Linked DNA regions of Mus musculus: region 2 is linked to region 1. The links are chromatin loops, found by intact Hi-C in ENCODE. Cell type or tissue: left cerebral cortex. All regions are shown on one strand. Links, peaks and the distances in the headings refer to the core of each region. The heading gives the core; the rest is flanking DNA. Region 1 holds the start of Olfr1373 (olfactory receptor 1373). Region 2 has its middle 15 kb from the start of Gm51894.

Region 1 (8,336 bases), core at 153-8,152:
AATATGCACTCAATGTTGCAATATGGCACAAGTGTTATTGGGGTAACCAAGTATACTCTGATTGGTTTCAAGGTGTGTTCTTTTGGAGGGATTTTAGGTCTAGTTTTATAAACCTGATTTTAAAAATGGGCGAGGAGATTGTAGGCTATAGATGGGGAATTTGTATTTGTATATTTAAATTGACATGGCATCAAACTTCCTTCTAAACATGTATGCTTATAACCACATACAAATGCTAACCTTAATTAGTACATGTCTCTTTACAAAAAATGATGGTGAACACAGAAAGTTTTGAGTGCTCAAGATGCTGAGAAAACAGAATAGTTGAGCACTCAATCCTAAACAGAACATTTCTACTACTCCCATTAAGGCTCAAGGAATATCAAGGAAGAAGGGGGCAGGAAGAAATATGAGGCAGAAGATAGAGAGAAAGTCTGTGAAATTATCTTTGAACATGCCACATTTATTGTGATCATGACTTCATAGCAGCTGTGATTGCCTGAACTGGCAAGACTGGACCCTTGTCAACTCTAGTCATTTGTGAGGAGGCCCACAGGGCTATACCTCTCTGCTGATGAACTCAATATTTACTGGTGAGCCCACCAGTCTCTACTGAATAATTCCTAACACGTATGCACACAGAGGACTCTGGATCAACTTAGTAGGCTACAAAAGAAGGAGAAAGAGGAGGAGGAGGAGGAGGAGGAGGAGGAGGAGGAGGAGGAGGAGAACAACCTTGTTTTAATTTGCTGTCTGTTGATGTGATAAAACACGGAACAAAACCTGCTTGGGAAATAAAAGGTTAATTGGTTAATTTCACCTTATAGTCACAGTCCATCCTGGAGGGAAACCAAAGTAGGAACTCAAGGCTGGAGCTTAAAGCAGACACGATGGCAGAATGCTGTTTACTGGATTTCTTCCAGGCTCACTTTTAGCCATCTTTCTTATATACCCAGGCTCATGTGCCCAGGGGTGATACTGCCTACAGGGGTGATACCCCAACATCAATGAGCAATAAGAAAAATGCCCCACAGACATGATATAGATAAGTCCATCAGCTGAGGTTCCCTATTCTCAGATGTGTCAAGTTGAAAATAAATATTAGGTATCAGTAACGTGTAGAGAGTTTGAGGTCCTAGTACTCAGAGATAGTCACCAGGGAAATCAACAAGGCTAAACATGCAGACATATCTCTTCAGAAAGAAGATGTTTGCCTGTTTTCCATCCAGAAAGCTGGGAATAGATGTAGTTTATAACCTGGTGATCTTTTGCAAGGGCCAGGTTTCATTCGTTCCTCCAAGCAACTGTTTATTCCAGACTCTTCCTCTATCGACCTTGAATATTGCTTCTCAGTCAATAAAATCCATCCTTATGAGAGATGTCACTTGTAATTTTCAACAGCATATGTATAGGTAACTTCTGTGTTATCTGTAGGGCCAGGCCAATCCTCACTCCAACAGGCTATTACCTTTACCTCAGTCATCCTCTCTAGATCCCTATCTTGAACATTGTTTTTGAATCAACAGAACCCATCTTTATGGAAGAGACCATGTATTCTTTATAGAGAGTTACAATATAAATTGTTCTTAAACTTTTTTTACATGTATGATTGAGTTAACTATTATCAGAAATTTTTTCCCACCAAATTGTGCCCTGCTTAAGTACAGCTAAAATAAACTGCTTGGTGTCAGACTCTAGAAGTTGGAACCAACACTGGCTAACTATGTCACTTTGAACTGGATTTTCTTCTTGCCTCATGCAGATCAATTCTGCTGGCCCCAGTGGCCTCAGAGATCCCCACACTCATCGACATGGGAAAAGGGGCTGTAAGGAGAGGGGATATGGTAGTGGGAAGAAGATAAGAGAGAGTGTGGGCTTGAGAGTAATCACAATACACTGCATACATGATATCAGCTAAGGTCAAATTTCATTAATAAAAGTACAAAAGATGCAATTATTATACTGTTTAAAGGTTTTGCATATAGAAAGGGCATGGGAATATTTTTGGATTAATAGGCTTTGTTTTCAGTATAATCATCTAACATTGATTTTAACAGGTTTTTTGAGATGTATTTCCCATACATAATGTTTTGCTTAATATTTACACTGTAATGTTTCAGTATATTCACAATTTTGTATATTTATCACTTTAGAACATTTTTTTTCACCTCATTTCATTTCATGCCCATTTGCAGTTACCGTCCTGACTGTCATTTTCAGACACCCATTGATGTAATTTTGTCTCTTTGGACACTTCACAGTAAGGCACTCCACAGCAGGCACAACCCTTTGCATGCGAGCTACTTTTTCTTTGCTCAGTTCTTCTAGGGTTTGTCCTTGGTGGCATACTTCAGCTTGCCGCTCTTTTACATGATTGACAAGGTTCTCTTTCATGAATAGATCAAATCTGCATCCATGCAGTTACTGATGGTCATTTGGCTTATCCCCACAGTTTGCCAGCTATGAGTAAGGATGCCTTGAACCATTGATAGCTTGGGTATGTGAATATTGACTTCTGTAATTTCAAGGAAAAGTAGGTAAGATATGTTAATGAAGCCAATAATGTTTAGTACATACCTGAAAAACCTGGATACACAGGCATTTTGTATAAATGATACGGACATACATAGAATCTGAAAATGACAAAAGAAAAGAAATCTGCTATTCAAATTCTTCACACTAGTGCCCACCATGGAAGGTGTTTGTGTAACCTGCTATTCCAATTATTTTGCCAGAAATTTTGATGAGTCAAAATGAGTAGAATCTATAGGAGCTAAGCTTGTTGTTAGGTCCCGACCAGGGGAGATTTATATTTCTCCTTTGTCTTCCAAGATTCTACAAGCCCCTGCCTCCAGTCTGGGAGGATGACACACAATAAGGGGGTTGGGTGAGTGAAAGAATTATGTGTGTTTTCTAGGGGGTTGCCTCTGCTCAGCTCCGGGATAATTTCATCTGAAGCATTTGGGGATCAGTGTTTCCAGATATCTGAGTTCCTTTATAAGATGAAATGATAGGTTTTCCTGCCTATTAAAAACGTTGTCAGTACAAGAACTGCACATGATTAAACCAGACAACAGTCCAGCCCCGAGAGGGAGAGCCTTGTGTGCTCCCACCCCTAGCAGAAAGGCAGTGATCACTGACAGCTGCTGAGGACGGAGAGTCAGTCTTCTTTAGTTTCCTTTTCTGCTCAAAGATTTCTGCTTGATTTTCTGTTTTATTATGGATTTAGGGCGCAAATCCAGAGCTTGCTTTGCGCATAGTCCGCAAATCCTCTGCCCCTGAACTGCAACCCAGCCCTTCCGTTTGACTTTTGAATTATTTCTGGCTCTCTAAGTTGTTGTTGGTGGTGGTGGTTAGGTTTCTGCATTATATCTGTACTGTCTGTATTTGTTGACTCATTTCTTTTAAACATTCATTTAAAATTCTCCATCCAAGTGTTTGCTCCATCGATTCCTTCATGGGGAGGAGAAGTCGAGTTTCCATGAACGCTCTTTGTGTGCATTGCTGGGCAACATCATTTATGAACTGAAGATCTAGGTGTTTATTCCAGCCTTTCAGCTCTCACTTTGTGATTGTTCTTGCAGACATTTAAAGCAGGATTCTTTGCATTCTCTGAGTCCGGAGCCACCTTTGCCTATTCAGCACTAGATGGCAGGCTAAGCCCAGGTTAGCCACATGCACAGTACTGGTGTGTGTCAGTGTTTCAGAGGCAGAGGGTGACACAAGGCCAGAGAGATCTACAAACTTCAGCTGCTGTGTTGTTCAGCAAGTGTGAGTAGAGTCCCAAGAAGGTTGCTTTCATGCTACAATCCTCTCCGTATCCCAGTAAGTGCCTCATTTGTAACCAGTGGGTCTGTGATGAGAAGCAAGTAATTCCTCTGGCTCTAGGTAGACTAACCATAGCAAGACAAGGCTCTGGTCATATGCGACACCGATGGCCACAAACACCACAACTGAAGCACAGCGTACACTGAATCTGGTCCCTTGAGACCATTGGAGGTCGAGATAAGTCCAGTGCACACACTGGCGTGAGCTGCTGTCCTGAGTTCCAAGGTAAAGGCTTGTGATTACAGCACGATTCTGCTCTAGAAACTGAAACCTCGGACTCTGAGGAGTTGGGTACTGTGATGAATCAATGCTTTTGCCACCTAGTCTGACCCTACCTGGGATGTACAAATAAGAAAATTTCTTGAATTTGTTCCATGTTATTTCCATAGTATAAAATAAACTAGTAATGGAATTAGCAAAAAGTGGGAAATTCCAAAATAAAAGGATGGATTCTATAATCACATTTATGAATAATGTATTCCAATAGTAAACATCAATTAATTTACAGTAACCTAATACTAAATAATTTTCTGCTCTTGTTTGCTCTCCTACCTGGAGTCTGTGCCTCTCCCTAGCACCTTCCACAGCGCTCCTTTCACATCCTTGTTCCTCAGCGTATAGATCAGAGGGTTGAGCATGGGGGTGATTACAGTATAAAAAAGGGCAAGAAATTTTCCCTCCTTCTCAGAATACCTGTGGACAGGTTGGAGGTATGTGGAGATGGCTGAGCCATAGAACATGGCAACCACAATGAGATGAGATGCACATGTCCCAAAAGCCTTTCTGCGACCAGCCACTGACCTGATGTTCAGCACTGCCCTGGCAATGTGAGCATAGGAGCCTAGAATTAGCAGTAAAGGACACACTAAGATTATGACCCGGGCCACAAACAAATTGACCTCTGTGCCTCCTGTGTCCTCACAGGCCATCTTCAGGAGAACAGGTAGCTCACAGAAGAAGTGATTCAGTTGGTGTCCACACAGAGGCATGGCCATCACAAGGCTTGTCTGGATCAGAGAGTTCACAAGGCCCCCCACCCAGGAGAATACAACCAATGCTCTGCAGAGAACAGGGTGCATAATGGTTGTGTAGTGGAGTGGGCGACACACAGCAGCATAGCGATCTATAGCCATTGTCACCAAAAGCACACACTCAGTTCCCCCCAGTGAGAGCACTATGCAGAGCTGGGCCACACACCTTCCAAAGCTGATGGTCCTGTCAAGTCCAGAGAGGTTGACCAGAAGCTGGGGCACAGTGCTGGCGGTGTAGCAGAGGTCCAGGAAGGAGAGGTGGCAGAGGAAGTAGTACATGAGTGTGTGCAGGCGGAGGTCCAGTCGAGACAGAATGATGATCACGGTGTTGCCAAAGAGAGTCAGAGAGTAGAAAATAGAAATGAAAGCAAAAAGGGTTGGTTCTAGGTGAGGCCAGTCTGAGAAGCCCACCAAAATGAAGCCCTCCTCTGAACTGGTGTTCAAATAGTCCATATTTTCCCACCTGCACAAACAGAAGTCAACTGAATGCTTCCTATGAAAAACATGAACTATTTTTTAGATACTTCATAAATTACACCTTTTTATTAGATTTTTCTTTATTTACATTTCAAATGCTATCCTGAAAGTTCCCTATACCCTCCCCCCGCCCTGCTCCCCTACCCACCCACTCCCACTTCTTGGCCCTGGTGTTCCCCTGTACTGGGGCATATAAAGTTTGCAAGACCAAGGGGCCTCTCTTCTCAATGATGGCTGACTAGGCCATCTTCTGCTACATATGCAGCTAGAGACACGAGCTCTGGTTAGTTCATATTGTTGTTCCACCTATAGGGTTGCAGACCCCTTCAGCTCCTTGGGTACTTTCTCTAGCTCCTCCACTGGGGGCCCTGTGTTCCATCCTATAGATGACTGTGAGCATCCACGTCTGTATTTGCCAGGCACTGGCATAGCCTCACAAGAGACAGCTATATCAGGGTCCTTTCAGTGAAATCTTGCTGGCATATGCAATAGTGTCTGGGTTTGGTGGCTGATTCTTTTTCACTTGTGTTTGATCTTCTTTTATAAATATGTTTATTAGTTTTAGGGAATTTCATACACAACTGAAACATATTTTGAGTATGTTTGTTTCCACTCCCCCCTAGATGCATCCTTTCCCCATCCTCTCCTAACTTTATGTCCTCTCTCTCTTTCACAGAAAGTAACCCACCAAGTCCAATTTGTGATACCAATATGTACATGGGTATGGGCTAACTACTGGAGCGTGGTTGACCTACTAGAGGCTATCCTGTTAATGAAAACTGAGTCTCCCTCCATTAGCAGTCATAAGTTTTTAATTGCTCCTTCCTAAGCTAGGGGTAGGGGCTTGTGAACCCTTCATGCGCCATGTTGCCTTTCTTGATCCTGGCCACACCCTGTGCAGGCTACCACATCTTCTCAATTCATCTCTTCACTAGCACATAGATCATTGGAGTGTAGAGGTGTGGCCCTGCCTTGAATCCATTCCTGTAGCCCGTTTGTTCTGTGACTTTAGACAGGCCAATCAACTCTCTGGAAATGATGGTTCCTTGTCTGAACATAGAAAGGATGCAGTGCCATCCTCGTGGCATTAATAATAGGAAGTAAAAGCAGTAATGTGGAACCTGTTTTCAGATTCTAATGTGGACGATGCAGATGTTTGGTATGTTTTTATTATTATTTTTCTCAGTCTCTGAGCTGGGCTGTCGCTGTCGTTTGAGACCGAGGATGAACCAGATTAAGTTCATCAGTCTGACTGTTCGCTTCTTCCTTGCCACATCAGACACTATTCTGAAAAATTATTATAACAAATACATATTCTATGTTTATAGCTTGATAAACAGTAACCATACAAGGGGGATTGTCAGTATGAGATGCTTAGATTGCCCTTGCAGGAGAAAATGGCTATGCTAAAGTAGAGTGTTAATTTTAAATGTATTTTGTCAACTCTAAGGCAATGTCTTGAGGTGGTATTTTAAAAACTAAAAAAAAAATTAAAAAGTTCAGAAGAGAACACTGAGAGCTGTAAGTAGTCATTGATAAAAAATGAAAATGAGACATGTGTATACAAAGTTATTCTTCTTACTCCATGAGTGCTTGGGAGGTAGTGGCTGGGGGATCAGGAATTCAAAACTCTTTCCAGCTGTAAGGTGAATTCAAGGCCATCCAGAGCTACATAAGACAATTAGTTTGCTTTCTGTTGGTGTGATAAAGCACTGACCAAATACAAGTTTGGGAGGACAGGGCTTAGTTAATTTTGTGGTTTCTCTTCATTATTAAGGGAAGCTAGGGCAGGAATTCAAGGCAAGAGCTTGAAGTAAAACTACAGAGGGACACTGCTTATCATCTTGCTCTTTCTAGCTTGCTCAGTTACCTTTCTTATATTGCTAAGGCCCATCTGCCTAGGGATGGTGCCGCCTATAGTGGGCTGTGTCTTCCCACATCAAACATTAATTAATCTCTTAAAGACATAGTTACATGCCAATCTGGCCTGGGCAATTCTCCAGTTGAGACTACCTCAAATGAAGCTGGGCTGTGCCAATTTGACATCTGAATCTAAATAGGACAGAGACCTTGTCTCAAAACATGGTTAAAAAAAAAAAAAAAAAAAAAGCATGCCTAAATCAACCACCCATACAACCAAGAAAACAAGTAGAGTATGGATGAAGAGATTTCTATCTATGCTTAGTGTGAATAATTTTTGGCACACTGATCCATGACTGGTATGTGGCTTTGTGATGAGTTTACTGAACTGGAATGTAATGACAGACACCCAAGAACTGAATCAATTATTTCAACAAGATGTTTGATTTCTCCTCATGGAAAAGAGTAAAATTGCCAACTGTGAGACTTATGTTATATACATACTTATATAAGATAAATTATGTACATATCATAGCAAGTTTTATCCAAGTCAGATCTTGTCCCATTATAGATAAATCCTCCCAGATCAGTGCAGTTATGCTGTTCATCTGTCACCTGTTCTGAAAGTTTGCTTCTGGTTTATGTTTTTAGGAGAAAAACAAAGAAATAATCATTTGATATGTTTCTTTTTCAAGACAGTTTCATTATGTAGCCCTGGCTAGCCTAGAACTTTCTATATAGATCAGGCTGGCTTTAAACTTACAGAAATCCATCTGCCTCTGTCTCTCAAGTGCTGGGACTAAAGGTGCCCATCATCATACCCAGGATTTGACAAGCTTTTGGTTGGCATTAAAGGTTGTTGACACAGCATGAAATCCTCTAATTCCGAAGGTTGAAACAAGAAGATCATGTCACCCTGGGCTGCACAGTGAGACTCTGTTGCCCTATGTGTAAAAATAACAATAGCAACAAGAAAATAATTCCGAATAAAACCCACCAATGTTGTTAAATGAATGTATGTATTTCATGTTTTAATAATATACTAAAATACATAGTACATATAAATATCTCAGGAATATAGGAATATTCTCAGGGGAAATTAACAAATTACAGTATATCTCAGCTAGTGACACAATAATT
Region 2 (8,336 bases), core at 84-8,083, 200 kb after region 1:
GGCGCACACCTGTGCCATGTAAGCTGAGCAAGGGTGGGAAGGAACAGAGTTCCCGTGCAGATGTCCCGCCAGCAAGAGGGGGTGACCTTGAAGCTTAGGTTCCAAAGTGCAACTCAAGTTGATCCTAGAGCAGACCCCCAGGAGGGAAGGGGAGACTGGGTGGGATCCAGAAGAGCGCCTGCCGTGCAGTGCTTTAGAAAGGCACCGTCTGCTCAGCTTTTTCTTTCTTATTTTATCTTACACGTTATTATTGTGTTAGGAAGCACGCCTACTATGGGGACATGTGCGGAGGTCAGAGGACAGCTCTGTGGAGTTGGTTCTCTCCTTCCACTTTTTATGATCTCGGGGACCAAACTTCAGTCACCAGACCTGGGCAGCAATCGCCTTTAGCCGCTGAGCCATCTTGCAGACCCCTGCTTCAGCATTATCATCTCTGAAATGGGCTAATGAAGATACCTCCCTCTGGGGATGCAGGGAGGATTGGATGAGATTGGGAGCCACTGCTTTGCTCAGTTCCTAAGGACTAAAAAATGGTGGCCTTTAACAAAAGCCTACCCATCCCCATCATGAGTGCGCCATCAGAATGAGAATGAGGAGCTGTTGGCAGCGAAAGTCCTCATTCTATAGTCACCTCCCACCAGGCAATTGAATCCTGCTCTGAGTGAGTTAGTTCCTGGCCCTGGTGTGGTCCAAAGCTGAGCTGCTCCTAGTCTGGCTTGTTGTGTGTCCTTGAGTAGTTGCTCTGCCTTTCTGAACCCCGGCGGCCTCATCCACTCTAGCATAACTGCCTGTGAAGAACAAATAAGATGGTGCATCTAAAACTATCAGGCGAGACCAGGAATCAGCCGGGAGCTACAATGGTTCAGGCTTTGGAATATCACTCTATAGGCTGTCTGCCGGCCACCACCCTTCAGACTGCCACTCACAGGTGCCCGTGAAGGCTGCCGAGAGGCAGTCCCCATCAGCCTGTCTCCTACACCCACACACTCTGTGTGGAGACCACAGGCGCCCAAAGGGTATGCTAGTCTCTGCTCTACCGCGTACCCTCTCCTGAAGGCAGGCATTTCAGAGATTCCAGTTTCACCAGGAAGCTCAGATCCAACAGGTCAGTTGGACAGGACCTGACTGCACACCCTGGAGACAGCCCGTGCTAGATGGGCCAAGCCTGTCCCTTGGGGCAGGACATCTAGCCTGGGCCTGTGAACTAAGGGATGGAGATAAATTTGCACTAGGGGCTTGCATCAACTTAATCCATTCCCACCCATGTAAGGAATTCTGGAGCCACTGAATGAGAAGCCTGGCCCTACCTGGGCCTAGTTATCCTCAAAGAAACGCTACCCAGCGTGAGTGGCGGTGGCCATGGCTCCGGCCCCTCAAAGCGGTGAGCAGACAGCCTTGCTGCTGAGTGTCCCCCTCCCCCGCCCTGCCCTGACTCATCCAGAAAGCACGTGGCCACAAGAGACTCTGTCCTTTGCCTTGGGTTTCTGCTCCCCACTCAAACAACCTTGTTTTCAAGTGAAAACCCACAGAGCGCTCTCCCCGGCTCTGATCCTCCAAACAAACAAAGGATGTTGGTCTGTGTTTTGGTTTGTTTTGAAGCTGCAGAAGAGAGAGGGAAATGGGTCACCTCAGGAACTCCAAGGGTGGTGGCTGAGGGGTGTGTGGTGGCCTTGGGGGGGGGGGTGGTGCCTAGCTCCAGAGCACTGTTTGGCAAGGTCACCCTGGGTGGGCCCTAATCCTCAGGGAATGACCCCCCCAGGATGCTCTGACCTGGGTGGGGGTCCTTATGGGGCTCCAGGATAGGACCACATGGGGAAGGCAGCCGGCTGGGGTCCTAGGCAAGACTCAGAGATCCTTTGCCAGGTGATCAAGCAAAGCTTGTCTTTCTCTGAAATTCAGTTTCCAGGCTACCAGGCTCAGCCCTGACCCCAGCTGCGGGAACCTGGGGCCACTGGGGACACACTGTCAGGCCTGAGGCCGGCTTCCTGCTTCTTTCCGATACTCTGCAGAGGCCCCCACAGTACCTAGGACCCAGGTTTTATGGCTGTGCCCTTTTGGGGTCTGTGGCTGTTCCTCCAAAGTGCTTTAACCTCTTCCCTTCTTGCCCATGTGGCAATCCGGATGGCAGCCAGCCCCTGAGGGATTTGTTTTTTGAGGCGAGGTCTCAAGGAACCAGGATTAGCCTGAATCTCACTGTGTAGCCAAAGATGAACTATACAGTCTGATCGTTCCGTTCCCACCTCCCAAGTGCTGGCAACACTGGCGTGGACCACCACACCCTGGTAAACAGCACTGGGGTTTGAACCCAGAGCTTTGTGCGTGTTAGGCAAACACTCTACCAACAGCTGCATCTCCAGCCATTTGTTAGTTTTACCATAGGTCTTACACGTAGCCCAGGGTGGCCTTGAACTCATGGGGATCCTCCTGCCTCAGCCTCCCCAGTATTAGTGTTAGGCATAAGTCTGCCCAATGGTTCATGCTCAGCTCAAGTCAGTGTTTTGGCGTGTGTGTGTGTGTGTGTGTGTGTGTGTGTGTGTGTGTGTGTGTCCTTAATTCTTATTGTGAAAGAGACATAGCTCGTTTGGGCAAGATACACAGCCTTGTTTTGCACATTATATAGAGAGGCTCCCAGGCCTCCCTGCTGAGTCCTTGGCCAGTTAAAGTAAAGCAGGCAGAAGCCTCCTGAGGACCCATTTCTCACTTTGGAGATGTCATAGTGAACTCTGGGTGCTGCCGTCAGAGAAGACATCTCATTGATGAGCAAAAGATAATATGGAGAGCCCAACCTGGGCCTTTTTGGGGGTTCCCCTGGCACTGGAAGGGCTGTGATGACACCATTTGCTTTCCCCCTGGCTGTCGTAGGTGTGTGGGCAGGTGCTTTGGGAGGAGGGGGCTCTGCAGCACATCCGCCCACCCCACTGATTCCACAGGAGCAGAATTGAAAACACCCCTGAGTGGACATCTTGGTAAAGCCACGAGTGAACAGCGAGTGGGGGCGTACACCTGTAATCCCAACACTTGGGAGGTAGAGGCAGAGGCAGGTGCTTCTCTGTGAGTTGGAGGCCAGCCTGGTCTACAGAGTGAGTCCCAGGACAGCTAGGACTACCCAGAGAAACACTGTTTCAAAAAACAAAAACAAAAACAAAAACAAAAGCAAAAAGTCACAAGTGGAGCCAACCAGGTGTCTATGGTGCACAGCTGTAATCCCAAAACTTGGGAGATAGAGGCAGTCGGATCAGGAATTCAAAATCAGGAGGTCAGCGTGCAATACACGAGACACTAACTCATAAAAAGCCAAATAGGATGACGGGATGTCAGCAAGAAAAGGGGCTTGTCCCACAAGCCTGGTGACCCGTGTTCCATCCCCCCAAACCATGCAAAGGTGGGAGGGGAAAATTGACTTTAGAAATTCCTCCGTCTTCCGCAGGAGTTCTCCATGCCCCCTCCTCCTCCCCTCCCTCTCCCTCTCCTCCCCTCCCCCCCCCATAGTAGTTATAAAATTCTTAAAAAGCTAAACAAACAAACAACCCACCTCAGTGGCCAGAGGCTAGTGAGGACTCCCAGGTTCACCCTCTCTCTTACCGTTTGGGCACCAGGAAGAAGAAATCCCTTCTCTTTGGTCATCTTCTAGCGCCACCTGGTGGCCAACTTTTCAAATAGCAACGGCGCTTTCAATAGACTTGGTCAGAGGGAGCTTCAACAAATGCAGTCAAGGCAAAAATGGTCTTTGGGGCAAGGGCCAGCTATGGTAGCGCTTCCCCCAGATGATTTCAACATGAGCCAGGGTGGAGAGTCGCTATGATACCATAGGTAGGTTTTTTGTTTCTCTAAACACCAGCAAGGAAGGGTGAGTGCGATGGATGGGAGACACCCCAGGCGCCTTCCACAGAGCTTTACTTCGCTGGTGTGGAATCTCCCTTCATTGCTAAGGGCTCAGAGGCCTTCAAACCAGTGGACAGTGACCACCGGAATGGAGCACCGCGCAGATCACCCACGGAGCCCATGATAGACCCTCACATCATTGTCTGTGCTGTTTCACTAATTCCCAGTTTTCATTCAGAGCCTTTATTAATTTATTTTATGTCTTTATTTTTGGGCTAATATCTTGTCCTGTTATTTAACGTGGTGTGTGTGTGTGTGTGTGTGTGTGTGTGTGTGTTAGTCACACGTGAGCATGAGCACATTTGCCCTGGCATAGATGTGAAGGGTCAGGAATCAGCCCTGTCCTACAGTGTGTTCTGGGGATTGACCTCAGGCCCTCAGGCTTCTGTGGCAAGCACTTTACCCACTGGGCCGTCCTGTCAGCCTTACTTTGAGCCAGGGTCTCTACTGAATCTGGAGCTTATCGGTTCAAGACCAGCATATCTTTCAGAGAATACAATTTAATTTACTATGTATAACATAGTTAAGTTGCTGGCCCCAAATATCCTTCTGAAAAACAAATGTCCTAGTATCTGGTACTTTTTATCTTTATTTTTCTTTTCTTTTTTTCTTTCTCTTTTTTTTTGTTTATTTTTGTTTATTTTTTGTGGATTTTGTTGTCATTTTGTTTTGGAGAAAGAGTTTCTCTGTAACAGCCCTTGCTGTCCTGGAACTCTATGGACTAGGCTGGCCTTGAACTCACAGAGCTGCCCCCTCACCCCATGGCGTTCTGATATAAAACAAATGTGCCACCATGCCCGGCCCTTGTGGGTTTTTTTTGTTTTGTTTTTGTTTTTGTTTTTGAGGCAGTGGTCTCACCACGTATCTCTGGCTGTCCTGGAATTCACTCTGTAGATCAAGCTTGCCTCACTCACAGAGATCTGCCTTCCTCTGCCTCTGCCTCCCCAGAGCTGGAATTAAAGGTGTACACCACTAGCAGTGGCTAGCTAGAATATTGTTATTTTTATGTTTTAGTTATTTGTTTGTCTGCTTATATATTTGGTGGTGGTGGGAGGGTTTGGGTCTACATGAATATGAAAATCAGAGGACATTTGGGACCCACCCTTTGGATTCCAAGGAGTAAGCTGATCCCAGCTGTCAAGCTTGACAGGAAGCATCCCTACCCACTAAGCCACCCCACCACCCCTACATTTGTTTCTTTATGCTGCTCTGAATTAGCACACATTTGGTGGTCCAAAGAAACACCATTTTGAGTCAGGAGTGTTGGTACACACCTAGAATCCCAACCCTTTCGAGACAGGAGCAAGAGGATGACCAAGGCCGCTCCGGGCCACATTAAGTATGAGGCCATCCACGCCTATAGCCTGAGACCCTGTCTCAACAAGACCAAACAATATTTACAGTGCTGGCAGCCAGAAACCTAAAATGGCTTCCCTGGGTAGGCACAAAAGTGTCGTCAGGCAGGCTTCCTCCCTGGCTCTCAGGGATATCCTTATGTTTGTCTTCTTCAGCCTGAGGAGTTATGGTTCCTGCCATGTAGCCTCTTCCTCCAACTTCAAAGCCAGCAGGTGACGTCTTCTCTTGTCACTGGAGCTTCTTCAGAGCAGGCGCTCCTGTCTCCCTGTGTGAGGACACAGATGAGTAGACACGGGGGCGGTCCCATGAGATAAGGAATTCCTATTGCCTCTGGGTGAGGGGGTAGCACACACTTTTAATCCCAGCACTGGAGAGGCAGAAGCAGGTGGATCTCTGGAGGCTCCTGGTCTACAGAGCGAGTTCCAGGACAGTCAGAGCTACATAGAGAAGCCCTGTCCCAAGGAATCCAAAGAAGAATTCCCATTGCCTCCATGTGGTCTATCACATGCAACACATCGATCCCCTATCCATAGTGATGTAGTGCAGGCACACCCACTGAACTGCTAGTAACGGAAAAATAGAACGCACGGGGTGCTGGAGAGATAGCTCAGTGGTTAGGAGTGCTTGCTGCACGTGCAGAGAGCAGAGCTTGGCTTCCAGAACCCATATCTCTGGCCCCACACTCCATCATGGCTGTTAAAGTCGATCTCTGTCTGTGCCATTCTATCTTAGTCTCTCAGTTGTCCCCAAGACCATACTTCTCACTTCACAGAGACATCATCTCTCTCTGAAGCCTGATCTCCTGGAAGGAAGGCAAGGACTTTGGCATGCCTGGTCCCTCCAAGGTCCGGCACAGAGGCCTGCCCATGCCCCCCCCCCCCAGCATTATCCCTTGATTGGCTTCAGGAAGGTAAGGTTTATTCTGGTTTGAGGGTACTCCGTTGTGGTGGGGAAGGCTTGGGGGCAGGAGTGTGTGGATTCTAGTCACACTGCATCTGCGGGTAGGAGATGGGAAGGGGTGCCAGTGGTCGGTTTGCTCTTTCCTTTCCTCCTGTTTGATTCAGTCTTGCCCTCCCCCCCCCCCCCCGCGTCCCTGCCCCCAGTCATGGGATGGTACCGCCTACATCCAGGGTCTTCCCTCCTCTGTGCAACCGCCACACACGGGTGTGTTTCCTAGGTGATTCCAAACCCAGGCAGGTTGACAATGAAGATTAATTATGACAGCCTCCTACACCCAACCTGTGAAGATCAAAAATACCTCAAGAGGTTGCTAAAATGCTCCCCAGAAGCAAGGACTGAATCTCCTTTGGGATCGGGTCAGAGAGCCATCAGAACACGCTATTGGGGATGAAAGGCAACCCTAATCGTTTTCTTACTGGCCCCACTTTCCTCATCAGGAAAAAAGTGCACTGATGCCTGCAGGAAAATGAATTTTCTTCAAGAGATCACACAGGCTTCCAAGCAAGCAACCTGGGGTGGTGCTGCCACCTCTTGGTGAGTGGGTGGAAGTACATCCGTGGGCGTGGTTGGCAAGCTATTGCTACCTAGTAAGAGCCTCTCTATCTCTGCCAGGGAGCCCAAGTAAAGGCCAGGCAGAGTGGACAGAAATAGAGGAGTCAGCAAACACAGGGAATTTTATATCAATCAGTGGTGTTGAGAAGAAACCTGGTCTAGGTTCAATTCGCCCCTTTTCCTGTATCATTATGTATCTCCGACAAGAAAAGGACACCAAGAGCGATTTGCCCCACAATAGCTGCCCTTGACTAGATTGGTGGGCGTCCCAGAGGCTGTCCCCTCCCCCAAGATTGGCCTCTGTGGAAATCAGGAGGGTGGCGCAGCCAATGGTCGCACCTAGATCCGCCATCTTCCCCAGAGGCCACGCCTCCTCCGCCCTTTCCCCAGTTACAGCTAGAAACTCAGCTTCAGTCCGTGAAGTCTACGATTTCCACTTCATCTAATTCATTTGACCCACTGCCACCTTCATCTTAAGCCCGGCTTCCCTGGGACTGTACTTTAGTCTTCCATGACTCTGGCTGCAGTGTTCATGGGGCTGTATTCAGCTGTGTTTGGCTACGCCTAGAATCTTCTATGAGACTGCTACAGATTACATTCCTGTAGCATTCCTCTTTGGAGGAAAATGGGGTGAAGACGCTGCTAGGGGCCTTTCTCAGCTTCTTTTTAATTTTGATTTTCTTCTTCCTCTTCCTCTTCCTCTTCCTCCTCCTCCTCCTCCTCCTCCTCTTCTTCTTCTTCTTCTTCTTCTTCTTCTTCTTCTTCTTCTTCTTCTTCATGTATTTATTTATTATATGCAAGTACACTGTAGCTGTCTTCAGACATACCAGAAGAGGGCATCAGATCTCATTACAGATGGTTGTGAGCCACCATGTGGTTGCTAGGATTTGAACTCAGGATCTTCAGATGAGCAGTTGGTGCTCTTAACCTTAACCTCTGAGCCATCTCTCCAGCCCTTTTTTCTTCTTCTTAAACATAGTCTCATTGCATAACACTGACTGGGCTAGAACTTGCCATGTAGACCAGGCTAGCCTCAAACTCAGAGATCCAACTGCCTCTGTCTCCTGAGTGCTGGGTTTAAATGTGGGTCCAGTCAGTCTTCATTTTTGTTTTGTTTCGCTTTGCTTTTATGAGAAAATATCTCACGTGGTCCAGACTTCAACCTTTCTCTGACCTTGAACTCCTGATCATCCTTCCTGTACTCCAGAGTGCCTGGGTCACAGGCATGTGACACTGTGGCCAGTCTTTACATGCTATTTCTACGGCATTTTGAGCAAAGTCTATCTAATCCTTTGATTATTAGTTTTGCAAGGGCAGCGGCGGCACCCGATTCTCCCATATCCTGTTCTGGCTCAGTTCTTAGTGCTGGGGAGCAAGACTTTCAGTGGAAGCTGAGTGAGCGAGGGACATCTGAGGGAGAGGGACAGGACAGAAGCTGAGAGATGTCCGGGCATAGGTGTGCTTCCTCCTACCATGCAGGTCCCAGACCCTGAAGAAGGTACAGGGCTGTGGTGGTTTAAATGGGAATGGCTGCCAACAAGGGTGAGCACACACACACACACACACACACACACACACACACCTGC

What was found. Peaks named below come from ENCODE experiments on the same cell type or tissue, not always from the same donor. Only the 100,000 strongest peaks of a DNase experiment are listed, where the experiment ranks them.
Region 2: a loop joins it to region 1, with 8 times the contacts of the local background. A loop is called at or near these places in 20 of 42 quality-filtered maps.

What each region holds. Positions count from the first base shown.
Region 1 is chr11:52,140,217-52,148,552 of GRCm38, forward strand. It overlaps Olfr1373 (olfactory receptor 1373), which reads right to left and starts at 5,312. Exons shown (of 1, transcript NM_207227.1): 1 at 4,377-5,312. The coding sequence starts at 5,312. The coding sequence ends at 4,377. In left cerebral cortex, for the core only: a CTCF peak has its summit at 3,639 (motif pointing right); a DNase peak (open chromatin) is centred at 3,653.
Region 2 is chr11:52,339,722-52,348,057 of GRCm38, forward strand. No RefSeq gene overlaps it. Among named protein-coding and RNA genes, the nearest start is that of Gm51894, 15 kb to the right of the region's middle. In left cerebral cortex, for the core only: CTCF peaks have their summits at 3,643 (motif pointing left), 6,729 (motif pointing left) and 7,608 (motif pointing right); DNase peaks (open chromatin) are centred at 3,645 and 6,736; H3K4me3 peaks cover 348 bases; H3K27ac peaks cover 760 bases.